2 separate regions of the Homo sapiens genome follow, and region 1 is linked to region 2. The links are chromatin loops, found by intact Hi-C in ENCODE. Cell type or tissue: heart right ventricle. All regions are shown on one strand.

What was found. Hi-C counts contacts between places; a loop is a spot of excess contacts. Peaks named below come from ENCODE experiments on the same cell type or tissue, not always from the same donor. Only the 100,000 strongest peaks of a DNase experiment are listed, where the experiment ranks them.
Region 1: it touches region 2 in a loop (2.7-fold over the local background); 10 of 110 quality-filtered maps call a loop at or near these places.

The regions. Positions count from the first base shown.
Region 1 is chr6:168,881,315-168,889,314 of GRCh38, forward strand. No RefSeq gene overlaps it. Among named protein-coding and RNA genes, the nearest start is that of LINC01615, 280 kb to the right of the region's middle. In heart right ventricle, a CTCF peak has its summit at 3,495 (motif pointing left); a DNase peak (open chromatin) is centred at 3,497; H3K4me3 peaks cover 416 bases; H3K27me3 peaks cover 2,580 bases.
Region 2 is chr6:168,447,120-168,455,119 of GRCh38, forward strand. The region is part of intron 1 of SMOC2 (SPARC related modular calcium binding 2); the gene reads left to right. Among named protein-coding and RNA genes, the nearest start is that of SMOC2, 9.9 kb to the left of the region's middle. RefSeq lists an enhancer at 7,570-8,000. In heart right ventricle, a CTCF peak has its summit at 4,901 (motif pointing right); a DNase peak (open chromatin) is centred at 5,752; H3K27ac peaks cover 2,904 bases; H3K27me3 peaks cover 4,412 bases.

The DNA of each region.
Region 1 (8,000 bases), 430 kb after region 2:
CTGAGTTCAGTGACCACTGAGGGCTTAGCAAGATCTTAGGAACTAGACTCAAGGTCAAAGGGCTTCCCAGCTATCCAGGAGCTCCTTTAGAGAAGAACCTAAAATATTTGTATGCCATTAGTGTTTCCCTAGCTTAGTTTTTGGCTGATTGTCCTGAATAGTCTATAATTGAGCCTGACAATTACTATTGCACCCTAATGTATACACAGCCGTTTATTCATTTATATCTTTGACGATTTCTTAATGGAAGCCATGAACTAAGCTGGGCACTGTGCTCAGAATTAGCATAAAGAAGGCAGAGTCGAAGAACCTCACATTGTAATGAAAAAATTTGATATAAACATGTAATTAAAATAAGATTACTGCACTATATTAGAAAATATATGCAGTTAATGTTGCAAACAGAGAGGCAAGCAATGTAATCCAAGTTTCAAGAACATTTTAACTGAATAATCCTTGGTAGGGAGGCCATTCTAAGCTGAGCCGCAGAACCTTCAGAAGGCAAGGTGTGTCCGATGGCTGATGAAGGGTCTGTTGTAGCTTAAACCTGGAGCTCACAGAGGAAAGGGGGCACAAGATGACAGAGATGGGTGGATTCCATGTAGACTTATGAGCTACGGAGGAGTTCAGGCTCCAGCCTACAGACTTGACCAGATTTGAGTGTTTATAAAGAAAATCCTGGAGACAAGTAGAATGTGCTTTTGGGAACGGAGAGCTGAAATCTGAAACATCAGGTATGCCAGTCTTTGAATGGTCTGTGTGTGAGACCATGATATCCCGTGATGTGACACAGGGGTCAGGGTTGCAAGGTGTGTGAGAAGCAGAAGTCATTACTTGACGAGCCAGTCATTTCCACAGCTCCCAACAAGGAGACGGAAGCTCTGCGTTTCTTAGAGCCCAGTCCTGGGTCCCATGACACACACATTTTGCTTTGGTGTAGAACGCAGAACAGTGGCCTAAAGCAAATAAAATTATTTAATATGGAAATAGTAGAATATAGACAAATTGTAGAAAATGGGGTTGATGGTGTCTGCAGTGCTGACATATTGCGGGAATAGCGAAGATTTCCAGAAGAAGAATTCCAAGTTTCCAATAAGAAACTTATTAGCCCATCTATAACAATCAAATACTTCAGTTTTAATTGTAAAAATATTCACGATGTTGTAATAATGCTTTATTTCATGTAAACATGCAAGAAAAAATCTTTTGTAGGAGCCATGAGTTCTATGTAGCAAAATGTACTGTGAGTCTAATAGGTACAAGCCTAGGCTCCAATGAAAAGTATTTATCACGCTCCTAAAACAATTGATGTTTCCCAGAACATAAACCATAAACTCCACATTTTTATTTTATCATGGCACAGTGGAAAAGGGGGTGGCATATTCCAAATACAATCTATCAAAGTTTTCCTTATTTTGTCCCATACTTACTCTGTTTTCATGTTAAGCCTGTGGAACTGTTTCCCTAGCTTTAAGAACATGGCAACAAAAGACGCAGGAATCAGAGGATTCTGCCCCATAACTGAAGTATGCCCTTGGCTGTGCTGCCAGGTTAAATCCACCTCACAGCATCCGGCCTCCTGTTGGGTGGACATCCACGCTTCCCCTTTTCACTATCCCGACCCCACCCTAAATACTTGTTTTCGGAGTTGGCCGTGTCAAGCCTTGACTTACACTAGAAGGGTTACTCTTCCCTAAATACTTCATTTCGGGTTTGGCCGTGTCAAGACTTACGCTAGACGGGATGCTCTTCCCTAAATACTTGGTTTCGGAGTTGGCCATGTCAAGCCTTGACTTACACTAGAAGGGTTACTCTTCTATTGCACTCGTAGGGCAGAGAGCAGCCTATATAGACTTTGGGTTTTTTTAAAGGTTTTGCTGCAGCACCTAACTTCGAAACTTTGCTTAACTTTTGGAAGCACATGCAGTTCCTCAGAGAGATACTTAATGACTTCTAAAGTAGGTTGCCAATAAGGAAGAAAACCTTTAATCTATAAGGTGAAAAAGGGCCAACTGGGAGCTGGTGCTGTATCATGCCCCTGCTCTGAGATTCTGGGTCTGTTTTCTCATTTGTCAGATAGAGCCACAGGCCAGACAGTGTATGTAAAAGTTCCCTTCAATCTCAAATAACAGTGATTCTATGACTCTAGGTTCATTTATTCTAAATCATTTCAAACTTGTTAGGAGACGGATTTACAGTGCAGTCCATGAAGCTTGAATGTGAGCTCCCTCAGCTGCCGTCTCTTGCAGGGACTCAGGAGGGAAGCTGGACACATGTCTGTCTTCACGGAGTCTGGACAGCTCTCCATCCCCTCCCATGTCCTCTCTGCCGCCATTCCCTGGTGTCTGGTGGCATCGAAGGGATCATGAGGACTTTGAGATCCAATTTGAAAAGAGATGAACTGCAGTAATTTCACTCTGGCATGGTGGGATCCACTCATGGTTCACCATCACGTCTGTGGATAGTTGAATTACTGCTGATCTTCCCAGTGTGGAAGTGGCTTCCAGAACATTCACCCAACCACCGTGTGTCTCACCCGGCCTGTGACAAGAAGGAGCAGGGCCAGAGGTCAGTTCCGACGCAGAAGGGTCCTCCAGGGCCCAGGGGGATGGACAGCCAGGCAGACACAAGGCTCAAAGGCGCCGACCCCGAAGCTGCTCTGCAGGAAATTCTTCCAATCTGTACACCCTAAATTATATGCAGGTTCATCCCCACCTTATCCAAACAAAAGTCCTCGTCTGTCAAGCATCTCCTGTCGAGAATGCAGTACATGCAGCGATAAACACATCACACACAGGAAAAGGCATGTGGCACAAACACAATGGCAATTACTTGTGCAAGGTAGAACTTTTCAGAACCCCAGCGTCGGCAGTGCCGGGCGGGGCTGGCAGTCGGAAAAGCAAGTTCTGCGGCGGACCACGGGTTTAGGCTCACCGCGCAGTCCCAATACAACTCTATTTCCTGCGACTCTGGAAACTGAGTTTTCTTTCTGTTCTCTCTAAGGAAAACAATATTAAAATAGAGATAGCCATTGGCACATGAAAAGGTGGTTGAATAATATGCAGAAAAATTGGGGGAAATGTGTATGTGGGGCCGTTATTCAGTAGAAACATTGTATCACGTTCAGATGGGCCTTGTTGGAGAAGATTTGCTAGGTTTTCAGAACGCGTAGTGTTGTTGAGGTTTCTCTTCTCACTGCAGGCGAGGGCTTCCTGCTGTCCTTCCTGTTTGTAATTCGGTTTTACTTTTCTTACAGGGCTTCCGAAATCATTGAAGTGTCAAAACCTGAATCCACCAGAATGTGTCCATGGAACTGAAAACTATCAGATATTTAGACAGGGTGCGTTAAAGGGCTCACCGTGCGTCCGTTTTATGCCGTAATTATGTGCACAAATAATTGCATGGCCGGCGTCGCGTGAGACGCGGGAAGGACCGGGGAGCGGCAGAACCAGGGCTTCCAATTCCCGTCCGCGTTTAAAGCGCGCCAGCGCCCTCTGGTGCTCAGGCTGCGCAGCGCGCCGGCTCCGCGGGTGCCGCCAAGGGCCGGGGCTGCCTGGGGGCCTGCCCGGGGTTCCAGACCTGCTGGACCGTGCATGGCTCATCAGGCCGGGCCTGTCCAGGGGTTTGAGAACCGCAGACCTGCAGGACTGTGCATGGCTCATTAGGCCGGGTCTGTCCAGGGGGTCCAGACCTGCAGGACCGTGCATGGCTCATCAGGCCGGGCCTGTCCAGGGGTTCCAGACCCGCGGGGACCTTGGCTCCATCAGGCGGGAACCGCCCCGCGGGATTCTGAAAGGATGAATGCATTTTCCTCTTTCTAGCATGGAAGGATTGTTAATTATTTCTTCGTAGTTTTCTGTGCTTCCCTTTCTCCTTTTTGCCTCACCTGCTCTTTCCTCCTGAATCCTGAGTGATTTGGGTAAAGCCAATGGTCGGATTACCTGGGAAGAAGCTGGGAAGCCAAATGTATGAAGAGCGGGGCTTCAGATAGGGGCCACGGAGAGCCCAGGCCCAGGAGGCCTGCAGAGCCTGGGAGGAGGGAGGCTCACCCAGCCCGGGGCCTGGCCCCATGGGGGTCCTGCTGCAGAGGAGGAGGGAGGCTCACCCAGCGCTGGGCCTGGCCCCTGGTGGTCCTCCTGCAGATGTAGCCGTGAGGGCTGCTGACCCCCTCCAACTTCACCGCCTCTCCTGAATCCCAGGCCATCCCAGCCTCGTCTGGCGGTGTGAAGAGTGGATCTGAATTCCAAAGATCTGGGTCTTGCTCTGACTTTCCCCATTTGCTGCAGTTTGAGGAAGTAACGAATTATTTTGGAATCTTCATGTGTGTACATTTTAATTTTTAAAATAAGGGTAAAAAAATTCCACCATTGCAGGTGACTGAAAGTGAGGAGGGAGAGCTTGTGTGGAAGGACATGAAAAATTGCTCTCGGAGCCAACAACTGCTGCTCCCTTCTCCCTGCACCCTCTAGACAGGCGCTGTTCCTGACCCTGTGAAGAGGCAGCGTCATGCGGGGCGATGGGAACACAGAGACTGCAGCATGGACAGACGTTTGTGTTGCAAGCAGACACACACCTCCAGGGTAAATGTTTATTCCAGAGGCACCACCATTCCCACGCCCAGCGAGTGTGCATTCTTTCTGGATTCAGAGCCCCACAGTTGTGTTTGTGAGTCATCAATGGTGAACGGTGGGGCCTTCTGGGGACAGGGGTGTGATCCATGTCTCCGTTTTCAGGTGACAACACCAGTCCCCCACCCACCTCACCCCAAACAAAGAGGCCACTGATCCGGGCCGCACAGACACCGCAGCCAGCAGCCATGCGGCCCCGCCTTTTCATTTATTAAGCAGAGATTAATAATGGTATATTTACGGCCTGTCTGCGGCCGAGCGACACTGCGGCATTGATTCATTTCTGACCCTAGTATTGCGGGAACAACGACGCCGTTGAGTTCGCTGCTAGATTTATCACTTGAGGAGGTGGGAGGAGAAGGGGGTTACTGCAAATAGAAAACGCACCTCTGGAAGCCCTTATTTATGAGCTGCTCAGGAACCGACCCCAAGACATAGCCACGCAGTTTCCAGTAACTGGGCGCTGTCACTGGCGGGGCCTCCCCAGGTGGTGGCCGTCGGAGGCTGTGGCCGGGAGGTGGCCCCGGTGCCGGCCGGGCCACACGGACAGCGTCTGGGGCAGCCGCGCCCCTCCGTCCCCAGGCCGCAGGCTGGCCACCCTGGCCGGGCGCGCACAAGATTTACACACCATCGGCGCCCACAGAGTCGACGGGCCAGCTCAGCTTTTTCATTAGCGTCCCCACATGGCACAGCAGAGAGTTCCTACGTCACCTCCAGAATGTATTATGCAAGGGCTATTTCTGTATTTCTGTATCTACTGAGAGGTTATGTCAGGCAGCCCATCAACGGAAAAATGTGAAAGCAGGTTGTGACAGAACGAATATTCAGCCCAGCCCAGCACTGGACACAGATTAGGAGTTCATAAAATATTAATATTTGTGGGCCGATGGATTTTTGTCAGCTTCTGTGGTTTATTTCTCTTCTTTTTTCTCTTTCTTTTTTCCTTTTCCTCTTAAAAAAAAGAAGTTTAAAATGCATGACATACTATCAGTTGTTAATGAGAAAGTAAAAAGTGTAAGAAGTATTCTAAAAATAACAGATGTTCTTTCTGTATTCCTATTTGTGATTTTTTTTTCTTTATTAAAAAGAACCTTTGTGTTTGCACCCTGGCGGGTTTCACTGCTCTGAAAAAGGGACTGATGTAATTTAAAGTTAGTTAATATTTAAAAAGCGGTTCCTGCCCACACTCAGCATTTGTGGAGTCAAACGGAGGTTGTGCCGGTCCGTCGCTGAGACTTATCTCAGGAAGCGCACAGGCACGGTGCTCGCCCTGAGAGTGAGAATCGCTTGAACCCAGGGAATGAAAAGGTTATTATCCCTGACTTAGGGCCTATTCCCTTCCCCACTTACTGTTACCCTTCCCTCAGAAACATTCACAGTCGAAAATGAGGATTGAGTGTATCTCGTGAGAAGAACCACCTGGTTCTCCCGCAGAATCATAGCCCAGGATGAAAGCATTTCTCCCACTGAAAGTTGAATTTAAGGACCCAACATCTTTTCATCATATGGCACACCTCAGAAAACAAAAACAAAAAGTACAGAGAGAAAAGCAAACCCAGCGTCACCCACCTCGCCCGAGAGCCGTGCTCACTAGAGGCCAGGTGCCTCATTCCTTCGCTTGAACCCGGGAGGCGGAGGTTGCAGTGAGCTGAGATCGCGCCACTGCACTCCAGCCTGGGCAACAGAACAAGACTCCATCTCAAAAAAAAAAAAAAAAAGTTATAATCGTTTGTGAATACACAAGTGAAATTTTTGTAGGTGAATGAGTAAACCTTTATTAAAGTTTGCAGTAACTTTTCCTGTTTGGGAGCCAATAAAATTGTGTTCAGAAACATTTCCGTAGACTCTTGAAGAGCTTGTAGCAGCAAAAGAATCGTGTGTGTAGTGCCTGCACCACTGCCCGGGGCTGACCTCACCTGTGCCTCTGGGCCCCTCCGTAGGAGGATGGACGACGGCCCTTGAAGATCTGCGCGTCTCCACCCACCTAGGAACCTGCGCTTTTCCTTACCTGGCAAAATGGACTCTGCAGTGCAATTAAATTACTGTTTCAAGCTGGGAATCTGCTGGTGAGATGGGGAGGTGACCCTGGCCCATCTGGGGGTGGGGACGCTGACACAGGGTTCTCATAGCGGGGAGGCTGGGGATCCAAGTCAGGAAAAGGAGCTGTGACCCCAAAACCAGAGGCTGAGGTGTGACGATGGGGAAGGGGCCGGGAGCCCAGGATGCAGAGAGCCTCTCGCGCTGGGAAAGGCAGTAAGAGGGATTCTCCCTCAAAGCTCCGACACCTGGATTTTAGACGCCTGGATTTTAGACTTCCGGCCTGCAGAACTGTGAGGGGACCAATCTGTGTTGTTTTAAGCAGTGATTTGCAGTGATTTGTTACAGCAGCAATGGAAACAAATGAGCAGTCCTAGGATCTTCATCCCAGCTGCTCCTGGGGTCTCAGGATGAGACGCGGGGCCCGGTTCCCCTCACACAGGGTCTCTGCTGGCCTCTGAGGGCCCCTGTCCCAGACGAGGGGCTTGGCTCACCTGCCCCCCTAACTTGGCCTCTTTCAACATGATGGACATCGTTCTGCTCTCCAGCTGCTCAGAGGGCAAGGCCTGCACAGAGGCTGTGGTCCATGGATTGGAGTTTGTGGCCCAGCTGTGGGGAGTATGGAGAGAAAGAGCAGGAGATACGCTGGGGTGCTGGGGACAGGGAGATCCCAGGCCAGGCAGGTGCCAACCTGCAGGCTGTTGGGCACAGAGTGGGTTGTTCTCTAGGAGTGAGATGCCAAGGTTTCGAATGTGCCCAGCATTAAGGATTCAGAGATACCTAAATCAGGAAGATGGCCAGCCTAGGACAGATTAGGAATACCAGCAGATCCTTTTTTTAAAAAAGGTAGACTAAACTCGTGTTTCAGCTGTGCAAGATTAATACTGATTATAATCACCCATGCGACTTGCTAATTATTTTTATCAAAACTGACCACAAAGGGTATTTCCAGATGCCAGGGTAAAAACAGAGCCAGGCACTTTTATTCACTGATTATTCATCCTTTTATTCTTGGCTTGTCCAGGAGTCCGGAGCTATTTTAAACAGCATCATTAGAACTGTCTCTGCAAACCCCGTCCGCTGGTGTGCTGACTGTGGATAGGTCTCCGCCAAGCCGTGGCTCCTGTCGTCCTGACATAGACGCCGCCATTTTAACGCTGACCTCCAGGGGCTGGTGGCTGGACCTGCGCGGCCATCACTGCCCAGACCCAGCAGAACCCCATGGTTGCACACATCTCCCACTAACATTCGGCATCAAAAGTCAGGGAATCGACGTTTATTGCGAAGTTCAAGACGGCTCACTGGTCTGGATATTCTGTTTTATGTCTTACTTGA
Region 2 (8,000 bases):
GCAGTGGTGCACTCTTGGCTCACTGTAACCTCTGCCTCCTGGGCTCAAGCGATTCCCCTGCCTCAGCCTCCTGAGGAGCTGGGACTATAGGCACACGCTACAACGCCTGGCTAATTTTTTGTATTTTTTTTTTTAGAAATGAGGTTTTGCCATGCTGTCCAGGCTGGTCTCGAACTCCTGAGCTCAGGTGATCCACTCACTGTGGCTGGTCATCGATTTTCTTTCTCTTTTATGCTTCTGCCCAAATTAGAAGAAACTTCCTTTGCTTCTCCTTTTACCAAGATACTGACCGTGGATGCTGCTATTTCTATTTTAGCACCAGCTGAGACTCCCTGAAGGGTTTTCTAGTTTCTGTTCCTCACACTCCTTCCTTCTGCTAAAGTGTGGGTGCCCTGGGCCCTGCCCTAGAGCCAGCTGCATCATCTCTCACTGTTCCTATCCCTGCCCTAGCCCCCAGCCGAGGGCAGACATTTTTGGGGGGAAAGGGGTAGGCAAACTCTTAACATTTGAGGTTCTTAGAAAAGAGTCTTCCAATAATAACAAAGTTTCTGAAGGTGGAAGAGTTGTAGGTAAACACGATGGCCTGTGGTGTGTTTGATCAGGGGTTCAGAGCCCTTGAGTGCAGGTCACCATTAGGCCCATCTCATTTTGGATACCGAGTCTGCTGGATTTTAGTCACTTCTTAAAGGACAAGTTCACCAGTTTGTTGGCAAAAAAAAAAAAAAAAATGCTGTGGTATGTAAGTTGACCTTGCCTGCGTCAGGGTGTTTTGTTTATCTCTTACTCTGTTCAGTGATCAGTGAAGGCGCTAGAATCAAATAAATCCACCCTGCATACCAGCTGGGTGTCACCATGGACATTTGATTTCTTCTTGGGATTAGGGACATTGACTCCTGAAGGCTTTCCCTGCCCAGGTCAGGGTTGTCCCATGTATCAGCCCACAGTGGACCAGGAAGATGGTAGGCATTCTCCCACATCAGGCCCAAACCGACCTGCGATTTGTGACTAGGATTAGTGGTGAGTTGATGATATTGAGGGCTGAGTTGTGAAGGAGCAAAATCCTCCCACAGAAGAGACTCTTTCAAATTCTCTGCCATGAAAGCAACATTGTGCTGGACTTGAGCAGCCCTCCTGGTGGTGACCTGGGCTTTCAGGAGCAAAGCAGAAGGTGTGGAACCACTCCCAGGAGGCTGGGGAGGAGGATGGCACTGGGGAGGAGGATGGCGCTGGGGAGGAGGATGGAGATGGGGAGGAGGATGGCAATGGGGAGAATGGAGATGGGGAGGAGGATGGCAATGGGGAGGACGATGATGGGGAGAAGGATGAGGATGGGGAGGAGGACGGAGATGGCAAGGAAGATGGGGATGAGGAGGAGGACGGGGATGGTGAGGATGGTGATGGGGAGGAGGATGAGGATGGGGAGGAGGACGGAGATGGGGAGGAGGACAGAACTGGGGAGGAGGATGGTGATGGGGAGGACGATGATGGGGAGGAGGATGGTGATGGGGAGGATGGTGATGGGGAGGAGGATGGTGCTGGCTACCCTGTCTCCACTGAGGCAATGAGGCTTATGCACATCTTTTGCTAAACTCCCTCTTCCTACCATAAGCCTTGCGATACATATTTACGTTTTAAAGTAAAGTACTAATTAACATATTCGTAGCACTTTGAGCAAGGATGGAAACGTGTTGTTGGAGTGAGTAGACTAATAATTCTAATGTCTTTGGGCACGTTTTCAGTTTTAGAATGGTAGGGTTGATATTACCTCAATGGGGTCCCTGTGTTGGGCAGACACATATCACCAAATATTTTCCAATTTTACTATTTTATGATGCCCTGCTTGCATTTGGTGTTGTGGGTCTAATGTGCCACTCAAAATCTAACCCCCATGTTCAGTTTTTTTACACCTAATTACCTGGTTTTTTCTTTCTTCGCTCACATGGAACCACATTTGTGGCCCATCGCCCATCTTCAGAAGTGAACGCAGACCTGCCTGTGGCTCCCTGTGTCCAGCTTCTGTTGTCTGATTCCCAGTGTCTGTGCAGATTGATCCGTCTTCACATGAATCCACCCACACGCTTGCCCCCTTATTCCTCTGCCATGGCGTTTCTTATAACGTTGAGAAAAAAATGTAAATCTGAAGTCGTATCTCAGAACCATGTGTACAAACTTTCCTCACATTTATAGCGGTCACTGTAATATTCTTCCTGACATTAGCAATCGAATTGAGGGAAAATGACTTCATAAAATATAGTCACCTTTTAAATAAGAGAATTACTTTTAGATAGGAGATAGAAATTTCAAATAACAAAGGAAATTCCATATGTGCTTATAATTTTAAAAATAATTTGAGAGATCTGGATGAAAAAGAATCAGGCCAACTTTAGGGTATATTTTTGGTTTTGGTTGTATATTAATTCATGCCACATGGGATGTGGGTCTATGTAATCAAGAATTTTTTTAAGTACAATTAAAACTAACCTAAAATGTACCTTGGAAAAAAGAAGTTAGTATCCTTTCATTTTGCGGTGGCTGGCAGCTTGGGACTGTCAGATAAACCGTGCATGGCCATTCTTTGGCATTAAGATTCTGGGCTGTCCAGCTCCCTGTGTGTGACAAGCACTTCTGGACCCTCTAGAAGGTTTCATTACCTTTAATGAAGCATAAAATAAACACGTGCTTTTCTGTCATCCCTTCATTTCAAAGGACAATTGAGTTAAATTTTGTAACATACATATCTTTAGAGGGACAGTCATATTCTTCACTGTGAAATGGCCGCATCAAAGAAGAAGCAGTTAGCAGCCTATCAAATCCCATTCCGACCCTGGTCAGGACTGTGCCCTGTGGTCCTACATTCCCAAGGACAGTGAGTTTCAATCAGGATCCTGTCATTGCTGCTTCCTTGAGATGTGCTTATCTATCAGGAGGAGGAGGAGAAAGAGAAGAGAGAGAAGAGAAAAAAGAAAAGGAAGGAGAGAGAAAAGATGAAGGTAGCTTTTACTGGTGAATCAATCTGGATAATATGACATTACGGCCCTTTCAAAGACAGTCTAGGCCTCTGTCTTTGGAATACAAATGTACATAAAGTTTTGAACACTGAGCAAGAAAGATAATGTGAGCATTCTGGTGGCCTGCTGTCATGCCAGTCACCATAGAGCGAAATTTGTTCTAAGGAGAATTCCTCTTGGATCCTATATAAGAAGTTGTCAACTAGGAATGCTGAAAGGGTTTGTGTTTGAATGAAGGCTGAGAGTTGTGTAATCTTTAAACATTTATCTCTTAATGAATCAACAGGAACGGACATCATCTATTTTCCAGGGCCCCTTATTTAAGTATTTAAACAAGATGCTTAGGTTGTCAGCAGATGGGTCCCCTTCCCAGCCAGTCCTTCTCTTCCCTGTTCCTCTACCCCTTTCTTCTCAGGCCCTGGGTTCTCTCTTCCAGTATTTGGGGTGTTTGTGTAGACTAAATGAGATATTCATGTTGAAGTGCTGGATGCATGTAGTAGATGCTGCTTCCCCAGGATGTAAAAGAATGATCTCGGGCCCTGACACTTTCAGTTCCTTTTCTCCACCGGGTTCTGTTTGGAGCTTTGGTTCATTGATATCCTTTTAAGAATGTGGTCCCAACACCAGATATGGTCTTGCACAAGCATTTGGTCACTTAAACCCGAACGTGACCTTGTGAGGTGGCACTAGTTGGTGATCAGATAATAATCCTAAGTGTCTCCAAATTTAAGATTCTGCTAAACCAGTTTCCACCACTCATTGTTTTTTGAATTTTTTGGCACCCCCACATGATACTTTACGTATTATTTTTATTCAAACTAGATTTTCATCTTGATTCCATTATCCTAGGTTGGAAATACAGCCACCAGTTGATGCAAATGTGTTACAGGATCCTGTTTCTTCCCGTGAATGGGTTGGCCTTAATTCTCCCAAGCAATGGGTGTGGCTAGAGCTCACTCCCTCAGGCTACCTTTCCATTTGCTGCACTGATTTATTCCCCAGGGGAAAGCCCAGGAGAGCTGAATACTGAGCTTTCCCTCCCTCCCTCGGGTCGCCCCTGCCTGCAGCCGGGGTCTTGGAAATCATCAGTAAAATGCTAAATTGAACTCCCGAGTACATGTAACTGGAAATGTTACTCTAAAAGCTTACACTCATCCAATAATTGACACTTTGTGAAGAACGTTGTCCCATGAGCTCTGAATAGTCATAAGAGCATGTTTTCTGCCTCATTCTGCCACATGCGAAGGCTATTTTCTGGAAACATGGACGCCTTCTCCAGAAACAGGATGAAAGCATCTGAAACATGGGATTAAGGTGCCTGTAAGAATAAAAAACCCACTTTACACTCTGTACCCTTCTCTCCTAAAACATGACAGAGCCCTCTCTCTGTGCCCTGCAGACATGATCTCCTGTGTCCTCACAGAATCCCTGCCAGGCAGCTCGCGCTCTCTCTCTGTCTCTCTCTGTCTCTGTCTCTCTCTCTCTCTCTCTCTCTCTCTCTCCCTCCCTCTCTGGGTGTATATTTTCTAGGTTTTTGTAAACATCTTAGGCTAAGGAAACTGAGCAATCTCTCTGACCTGAACATACACGTCCGTTAAGTTCTTTCTTTTTAGGATACGCAGATCTGTGAGTATGCTAATCAGTTCTTCATTCTTAAAAGATTTCTCTTTTGGAGAGAGTTGCCAAAGATAGATCTTTCTTTTCATTTAGAGATAAAACCCAGGTGGAGTCATAACTTCTTTTTTTGTACTCTTGGCATCTCTCCCACCACCTACACCCTGCTGGAAACATCCAGGTGCAATCACCCAGCTGGTGTGAGGGGAAGCCCCTGTCCTTTTTTGGAAGAGGTGGAAGAGGTTGTCTCCCAGGTTCCCTGGTTCCAAGAATCCACCACAGGAGGGAGCCCCAGAATGGCTGAGCTCTGTCTTTTAGGGGAGGGTCGCATGGTGGGGTCTGGGGTTACCACCACCAGCAAAGTTTCTGCCACCTTGCCTGCAAAAATACCCCACGGGCCTGCTGCCCCAAGTGAGTTCAACTTTCCAGCTTTAAAGAATTGGCTCATGATGCAGAATGCTAAATTAGGGAATTAAAAAGCAGGGACATTTTAGCTTGATGTTTCTACTGTCTTTATTTAGAAGTCTGGGATATGCATGTTACATTCAGGATTACTACCCACATATCAGATAAGAGTATCATGTTATTGAAGCAGAATTTTGGTTTTAAAATAACCAGAGTAAGCAGGGGGAGTGTGAGGCGGGCTGCCTGCCTGGGGCCTGGACTGGCTAAATAGGGTGCTATTTTCTTTTTGCTGTGAGGTCAGTCCACTTTGTGAGTCGGGTTTTATTCAAAGCAATCGCTTAACTTATTTTATTTGCTAAATGAATATTATATTTCAGTGTTCTCCAGTAATAGGATTCTCAGACATGTGATTTTCATGAGGGATTTTAACCCAAAAGAACAATAAGTGCAGCAAATCAAAATTTCTGTGCTCAGATATTCAAAACACCACTTGCATTTTTTTGTACCCCAAAATCTGAAGGAAATTTTGAAAAATCATTAGCAGCTGTCATTTAGATTTGTACACCATTCCTAGTCCCTTCCCTCATTTCTACTACCTTTTAATTTCGTTTTGTTTTGTTAAATTCCAAACATATCTGTAGGTTGTCTGGCCAACTTTATTCTAGAAGGCAGCAGGAAGGAGGGCAGCCCGCCAGGCCGAGGCTTTTGTCCTGCTCTGCTCCTGGAGGCTGACACGAGGCTGACTCCCAGGCCACACTCTGTCAATTTCTGGGGCTTCCTCTGGGCTCCACGCAGGACCCCCTTCTCCCAGTGGCTCTGACAGCAGGGGCAGGACGCCCTCCTCCCAGTGGCTCTGACAGCAGGGCCGGGGGCATAGTTCCCTGGAAGTCGGTCTTGGGAGGACACAGCCTCTGTTTCTGCACCAGAGTCCCCAGGGCCTTGGCCGGACACTCAGGGCAATCTGCCCTGAGGAATTCAGGGCAGTGTGGCTTGAATCTGCTGTCCGACGCAGGCAGGTGCAGGCTGTTCTAGAGTGTGCTCAGGGTGGCCTGACAAATGCGGGCGGGGGTGGGGGAGGAACTCGGGACCCAGGGCTGTGCCCCAAGAGGGTGTGGGGCAGCCAGGGGGTGTGGTGGCCTCAAGGCTCCGTCACCCTGCGGCCCTGTCATTTCGGGCTGTGCCTTTGTCTCCGGGTCTCCTCCTCACTCTTCTCAGTCTACCCTGGAGTTCAACAAAAAGGAGAAAAGAATTTCCCTGGCAAAGCCAAGTGGAGAGTTAGAGGCTAGGCTCTCTCTTTCTCTCTGTCTCTGTGTGTCTCTCAGTTCTGTCTCTCAGTTTCTGCCATTCTCTCGCTCTCTTTTTTGTCTCTCTGTCTCTCTCTGTCTCTTTGTCTCTCTCTGTACCTGTCTCTCTGATTCTCTCAGTCTCTGCCATTTGCTCTCTCTCTTTCTGTCTGTCTCTGTTTCTTCCTGTCTCTGTCTCTTTGTCTCTCTCTGTCTCTTTCTCTCTGTCTCTTCCTGTCTCTTTCTGTCTCTGTCTCTCTAATTCTGTCTATTGATCTCTGCCATTCTACATACTACATCTCTGTCTATCTCTGTCTCTCTGTCTCCCTCTTTCTCTGTCTCTCTGATTCTATCTCTTGGTCTCTGTCATTCTCCATCTCTGTCCTCTATCTCTCTCCGTCTCTCTGTTTGTCTCTCATTCTTTCTCTGGATCTCTGCCATTCTCCATCTCTGTCTCTCTATCTCTCTTTCTCTCTGTCTTCCTCTCTCTCTGTCTCTCTGATTCTATCTTTGGTCTCTGCCATTCTCCCTCTCTGTTTTGTCTATCTTTCTTTGCCCCTCTATTTCTGTCTCGATCTCTCTCTGTCCTTGTCTCTGTGTGTCTTCTTTCTGTCCATCTCTGTACTATCTCTGTGTCTCTCTTACTCTATTCATCTATTTCCCTATCTTTATTCATCTCTCTGTCTCTGTTCTCCCAGGCTCCACCCAGTCCATGATGCCTGCAGGGGGTCACTCTGTGTCCTCCTGTGACTCTGCCCTGTGGCCGTCTCTCCTGTTGGGCTGCCTCTGGGCTCTGTGTGTCCCGGCTCCCCCAGGAAGGATGAGGAGGCCCAAGGGCTCTGTGGCTCTGAGAGCTGAGGCATCGCTGAAGTGTTTGTGAAGAAGAATTGAACTAACCTAGAACTAACCTCAGCCGAAATCTAACTGGGCTTTTTTTTTTGGTCACACATTTTCTTCACCCTTTCTTCTTTAGATGCTTTCTGGGTTTTCCAGGTTCATTCAGAACTGAAAATAGCCCCTCGTAACTTCACAGCACGAAACCCAGAGCTCTCAGGACACGTGCCCCCAACTCATCTCCCCATCCTGGGTAGGGCCAGACTGCGGCTCTGACAGGTTCTGCAGATGGGAGGCACCTGGGCAGTGAGACCAGGTGTTTGCAGGTAGACCGTTTGCCCTTCAGCCGGTGCTTGATCAGATTGTTCTTGGGATTTTCTAAACACACATTCTGGGGAACAGAGGAGGCTTTGATGAAGAAAGGGAAAAGAAAACCCACTAAAATATGTGAAAAAAATCATACCACAGCACTCCGGGTGTGTCTTGATTTGGAGGTGAGCTTACAACTTCTCCATGGGACGCATCCTGAAGCTACACCTGTACTGGCCATGTGCTGAAGACGCTGCTGGGGACAGGTTGTGCGTGGCCAGTGTTCCAGCAGATGCTACAGGTGCACATCCTGTGGCCGGGGTCCCTGTGGCCAGGGTCCCGGTTTGAGACCGGATAATAGTGTGGGGCCGAGGGTCGGCGCTGGCCCAAAGGTGGCTCTCAAGATGACTCCAGAGGGTCTTGGTGGCCGGGGTCTCAGATGGGAGCTGTGTGTATTGGGTTCAGGGAGCCCAGGACAGGAGGGGAGGGCTTGTTAGGGGCCCCTGCAGGGTGCCGGGGCGGAGTGAGGACGGGCTGCCATGAAGGG